Linked DNA regions of Homo sapiens: region 1 is linked to region 2. The links are chromatin contacts, found by POLR2A ChIA-PET in ENCODE. All regions are on one chromosome and are shown on one strand. Each heading gives the region's core, a stretch centred on a gene start or an enhancer-like site at or near the end of the contact. The rest is flanking DNA. Distances are from core to core; before and after follow the strand shown. Region 1 holds the start of ZNF254 (zinc finger protein 254). Region 2 holds the start of LINC01224 (long intergenic non-protein coding RNA 1224).

Region 1 (2,785 bases), core at 80-2,579, 670 kb before region 2:
AGTTAGGCTGGAGGAATAGGGGATGAGGGGTGGACTTGAGGCCCTGCTTGGGATACATGTGAAAATTTCAGGAAAAAAGCAGTCCCCTGTGGAGTGTGAAAATAATTAAGTGGCAGGCAATTAGATTGAGGTGGCTCTAGTCCCCGGATTTCTACTTCTAAAAAAAAAATCTAAACTCAAGAGCATTTTTTGGTAAATTACTACATTAGCGGAAACAAAATTCTTGCTTAACCAAGAATAAGCTGACAATTAAGCTCTGATTACATAACCAGGATATTCCCACCTTAAATGTAAAAATTAAGAAACGAGGCTGGGCACGGTGGCTCACGCCTGTAATCCTAGCACTTTCGGAGGCCAAGGTGGGTGGATCACCTGAGGTCAGGAGTTGGAGACCAGCCTGGCCAACATGGTAAAACCCCGTCTCTACTAAAAATAAAAAAATTGTGGTGGCGGGCGCCTGTAGTCCCAGCTACTAGGGAGGCTGAGGCAGGAGAATCGCTTGAACCCAAGAGGCGGAGGTTGCAGTGAGTCGAGATCACACCACTGCACTCCAGCCTGAGCAAAAAAGTGAGACTCTGTCTCAAAAAAAAGAAAAAAAAAAAAAAAAAACGACAACCTAGATTGCTGTACCTAGCCAATTATTGAATTTGGTTTTCTTTATCATGAACCTTGTAACAATCTTTTCTTCAGGCCCCTTCCATGGACCACAAAAGTACAAACCACAGCTGGGTGTGGTACAATTTTTGAATCATTCTTTTATTAAAGTATTTAATATTTTTGCAGTGACGCCCATAAATTTTTAATGGGAAAAAAGAGGGCCTGGGAACCCCACAGACCAAAGCTCTTCCCGTTCATGAACCCGCAACCCGAGTCAGGATTCTCCCCTGACGACCCTCCCCGGGTCCCTGAACAATCTGGGAGAGACGCGGGGCTGCGGGTCCACAGCTGCCCAGAGAGGGCTCCAGGACAGGGCACAGTCACTGCGCAGGGAAGAAACAGGACTCCTGGGGGTCTGGCTGTCAGCGCAGCCGCCATCTTATTTCTGAAGGGGACTGAGGTCGAGCTGGGCGCAGATTGTGGAGCTGACTGGGGGGAGGCCTGAGTCCCGCCACAGCCGCTTCCCACCAGTTCCAACCAGCCCCCTCCCCTCTCTCGGGATGTCGGACTGGCATTCTCACCATTTCTAGGCTTCTAGGGGGTCCTGGCATCTTAGCTGTGGATCTCCAATACCTGCTGGTAACAGCGCCACAGAGGCTGGGCCTCTAGGAGCAGAGGACACAGAGCAGTGAAGACAGACCTGGGACTCCGGCGACAGCGAGAGACAAAGGCCCCGCCATATCCCGGAAGCCGCTTTGTCCAGTCCAGCTGTGTGCCTGATTGGACAGTTCCCAGCCCAACGTCCCTAGTTGGATAACGTTTAAGGCCCCGCCTACTCAGACCCTGAGTGATAGAAGATGTGATCACACCCTAGGCTGAAGAAAGAGTGACAGCCTAAGCTGCAGCCTTATCGGGCAGGGCTTCCTCCCTGAGCTGAGCCAGGCCCACCCCAGAGCATGGGAAAATTCTATATCTTTTTTGCTCTCTCTCTTTTTCAATGTATTCAAAATGTGAACAAACATATTTTATGTATATTAATAATACATATAATTTTTGTTCAAGAGAAAATCAACTTTTACTTTAGTAATAATGTATTATCAGCACTAAAGCTAATTTGATAAACCGTTATAAGTAAATCCATCAGCTGGGCGCGGTGGCTCACGCCTGTAATCCCAGCACTTTCGATGGCCAAGGCGGGCGGATCACATTAGGTCATGTGTTGGAGACCAGCCTGACTATCATGGTGAAACCTCATCTCTACTAAAAATACAAAATTAGCTGGGCGTAGTGGCACGTGCCTGTAATACCAGCTTCTCGGGAGGCTGAGGCAGGAGAACTGCTTGAACCTGGGAGGTGGAGGCTGCAGTGAGCGTGGATCGCGTCATTACACTCCAGCCTGGACAACAAGAGTAAAATTCCGTCTCAAAAAAATAAAAGAAAAAAAAATTAGCTGGGCATGGTGGCGCACGCCTATAACCCCAGCTTCTCGGGTGGCTGAGGCAGCAGAATTCCTTGAACCCGGGGGGCTGAGGTTGCAGTGAGTCAAGATCCTGCCACTGCACCCTAGCCTGGGCGACAGAGCGAGACTTTGTCTCAAAAAATAAAATAAAATAACAAAAATAAAGTCCATCAAATTTGTCTTTTTGACCATTCTAGATTTTTATACATATTTTATGATCTCTTATACTTTTTTTTATTTTTTATTTTTTGTCTAGACGAAGTCTAGCTCTGTCGCCCAAGCTGGAGTACAGTGGCGCCATCTTGGCTAACTGCAACCTCTGCCTCCTGGGTTCAAGCGATTCTCCTGCCTCAGCCTCCCGAGTAGCTGGGATTACAGGCGTGCATCACCAAACCTGGCTAATTTTTTGCATTTTTAGTAGAGACGGGGTTTCACTATGTTGCCAGGCTGGTCACGAACTCTTGGCCTCAGGTAATCCACCCGCCTCAGCCTCCCAAATTACTGGGATTACAGGCGTGAGCCATCGTGCCTGGCCATTTTTTAAATTTTTATGTTGTATTTTAATCTACATTATTTTTATATTTTCAATTTGAAACAACCTTTAAATAATTTCAAAGTAGACAAAATGTTTCTAACTTTCTTCATCAAAAGCATATTTTGCTTTTGTTTATACACTGTTTTTTTATTTCCAGGAGAGGCTTGCTCTTTCGCCCAGGCTGAAGTGCAGTG
Region 2 (2,870 bases), core at 371-2,870:
CCAACACGGAGAAACCCTATCTCTACTAAAAATACAAAATTAGCCGGGCGTGGTGGCGCATTCTTATAATCCCAGCTACTCGGGAGGCTGGGAGGATTGAGGCAGGACAATCGCTTGAACCCAGGAGGTGGGGGTTGAGGTGAGCTGAGATCATGCCATTGCACTCCAGCCTGGGTAACAAAAGTGAAACACTGTCTCAAAAAAAAAAAAAAAAATATATATATATATATATATATATATATATATATATATATATATACACATACATATACATATAAAATGGGTATTGAGAAAACTGTTATATATTATTAAGAAATTCCTGGCTGGGCGCGGTGGCTCATGCCTGTATTCCCAGTACTTTGGGAGGCCGAGGCAGGTGGATCACCTGAGGTCAGGAGTTTAAGACCAGCCTGGCCAATATGATGAAACCCTGACAGACCCAGGGCATGGTGGTGGGAGCCTGTAATCCCAGCTACTCGGGAGGTTGAGGCAGGAGAATCGCTTGAACCCAGGAGAAGAAGGTTGCAGTGAGCCAAGATCACACGATTGCACTCCCTTCTGGGCAACAAAAGCAAACCTCCATCTCAAAAAAGAAAAAATTCCTATATATTCTCTAAATGAGAATAAGTTATTCTGATGTGACCCAATATTTCCTCACTCTTACCTCCATGGTCTAACCCAGCAAATCAAATCAGGACACCCACAAAGGACAGTTGGCCATTTTCAAATAGAAATAAAATAGAAAATAAAATACCCCATTAGTGACAGTAATCCAGTGATTTTAAAAAAGAGAAGTCAGATTGAGATGCAGTGCAGTCAGGGCACAATTACCCTGGAATACACACTTCACACAGAATGATTGAGAAGTCTTTCTAAAATAAACAAATTTGGGTAACATAATTTTTGCTTAACCATTCTCAGCCACCGCTTTCCCCCACCCCTGCCCCATTCCTAATGGCCATCCCACGATGTGGTCAACAGCGTGGTATAGCATGATGAGAGAGGTACTCAGGGATGGGATGAGGGTCTTTCCTGCATTATCAAAATCATTAAAAAGTTGTTAAAATATGTTCAAATGGGCCAGGCATGGTGGCTCACGCCTGTAATCCCAGCACTTTGGGAGGCTGGGGTGGGAGGATCACCTGAGGTCAGGAGTTCGAGACCAGCCTGCCCAACTTGGCGAAACCCCGTCTGTACTAAAAATACAAAAAGTAGCTGGGTGTGGTGGCATGCGCCTGTAATCCCAGCTACTCGGGAGGCTGACGCAGGAGAATCACTTGAACCTGGGAGGCAGAGGTTGCAGTGAAACAAGATCACACCATTGCACTCAAGCCTGGGCAATAAGAGCAAAACTCAGTCTCAAACAAACAAAAATAATCCAAATGTTCTTTTCTTACCCTTAAGTAGCAAATAAGATGCATTATACAAGCAGACCCAGGTAAGGGAAAGAGCAAGTTCATTTCAAGTCTCAGCTTACTTCTTAATTGGCTGTAATTCCCTATGGTTGACACTCCCTGCTTTAGCCTGTTTTCCTGGGGGTGGAGGGAGTGGTACTGGGCGAGTGCTGGTGCTTTATCGAATCAGTGGCACAGTTGGAGAGGAGGGCGTGGCATCCGGCATTTGGCGGGGCTTTTGTCTCTCGCTGCAGCCAGAGCTTGGGATCGCTTTCTGCTATTCAACGTCCTCCACCTCTGCCCCCCTCTCGCCCCAGCCGGTGACAGGCTGTTGCCCTGTGATCTGCAGGTCCTGGGACGTGCACAGACAGCTAAGATGCCAGGACATTCCAGAAGGTGGGAAAGGGTGAGTGTGAGGGGTTGAGCATCCCGAGAGGGGAGAGCTGGCTGAGAAACCGACGGGACTGGCCTCCTCACCGCTCCTGGGTTGCCGACCTGAGTCCCTGCTGGCGCAGCTCCGTCCCAGGTCCCTCTGGCCGCAAGATGGTGGCTGGGCCCGCAGCAATGACCCGCGCGTCCCGCCCAGTCCCTGCGGCGCCCTATCTGGAGCTCCCTGGGCAGCTCTGCACGCAGCCCCGAGTGTTTCCCAGATTGTTCAGGGATGCCAGGCGGGTCATCAGGGCAGAATCCCGACTCGTGTGTGCGTAGGAGGAGCTGTGGCCGGTGGGGCTCCCAGTCTCTTTTGTTAAACATTTTGTTGGTTTGTTTGAGACAAAGTCTTGCTCTGTCGCCGAGGCTGGAGTGCAATGGCGTGATCACTGCAACCTCCGCCTCCCAGGTTCAAGCGATTCTCGTGCCTAAGCCCCCCGAAAAGCTGGGATTAAAGACCTGCACCACCACGCCTGGCTGATTTTTGTATTTCTAGTAGAGAAGTGGTTTCGCCATGGTGGAAGCTGGTCTGGAACCCCTGGACTCAAGTGATCCCCCCACCGCCGCGGCCTCCCAAAGTGCTAAGATTACAAGCATGAGCCACCGCGCCCAGCTTCTTCTCTTGCAAAGTAAAGGGAGTCAACGTTAAAACGTTAACGAGTTTATCTGAGCAGTGATTAGTGAAATGGAAAGCACCCAGCCATAATATGTGGGCCACCTGAAAGGCAAAAAGGGAAGGGTTTTGAAAAGGGCGTGTGAGAAGGCAAACCAAATTCAAGAATTGGTTACAGTTTATGTAGTCACCTTATTTGTATGATTCGGGTGGAAATTTCCTGGTTATGTAATCAGAGGTTAATTGCAGGTTAAGCCTGAATTTTGTTTCTGCCTAAAATAATTTATAAGAAGTGAATCCGAGATAGGTTTTACATTTTTTACTTATGAACACAGGGCACTAGAGCCCCTTCAGTCTAATTTCCTGCTTTTTAAATAACACTCCACAGGAGGACTGGTTTTCCTCTGTGACTTCCTAATGTATGGCAAGCAGGA

Evidence for each region. ChIA-PET counts read pairs that join two places held with the same protein, here RNA polymerase II (POLR2A).
Region 1: POLR2A ChIA-PET joins it to region 2 with 13 read pairs in WTC11. The contact joins the promoter of ZNF254 here to the promoter of LINC01224 in region 2. POLR2A ChIA-PET finds 5 or more read pairs at or near these places in 5 of 52 experiments (GM12878, H1 and WTC11).

Annotation. Positions count from the first base shown.
Region 1 is chr19:24,085,731-24,088,515 of GRCh38, reverse strand. ZNF254 (zinc finger protein 254) reads right to left here and starts at 1,329. Exons shown (of 4, transcript NM_203282.4): 1 at 1,179-1,329. The coding sequence starts at 1,208. RefSeq lists enhancers at 954-1,043, 1,104-1,153, 1,204-1,283.
Region 2 is chr19:23,414,824-23,417,693 of GRCh38, reverse strand. It overlaps LINC01224 (long intergenic non-protein coding RNA 1224), which reads left to right and starts at 1,620. Exons shown (of 5, transcript NR_126449.1): 1 at 1,620-1,800. All of the region lies in intron 2 of LOC105372335 (a long non-coding RNA gene), which reads right to left. RefSeq lists enhancers at 1,340-1,995, 1,996-2,653.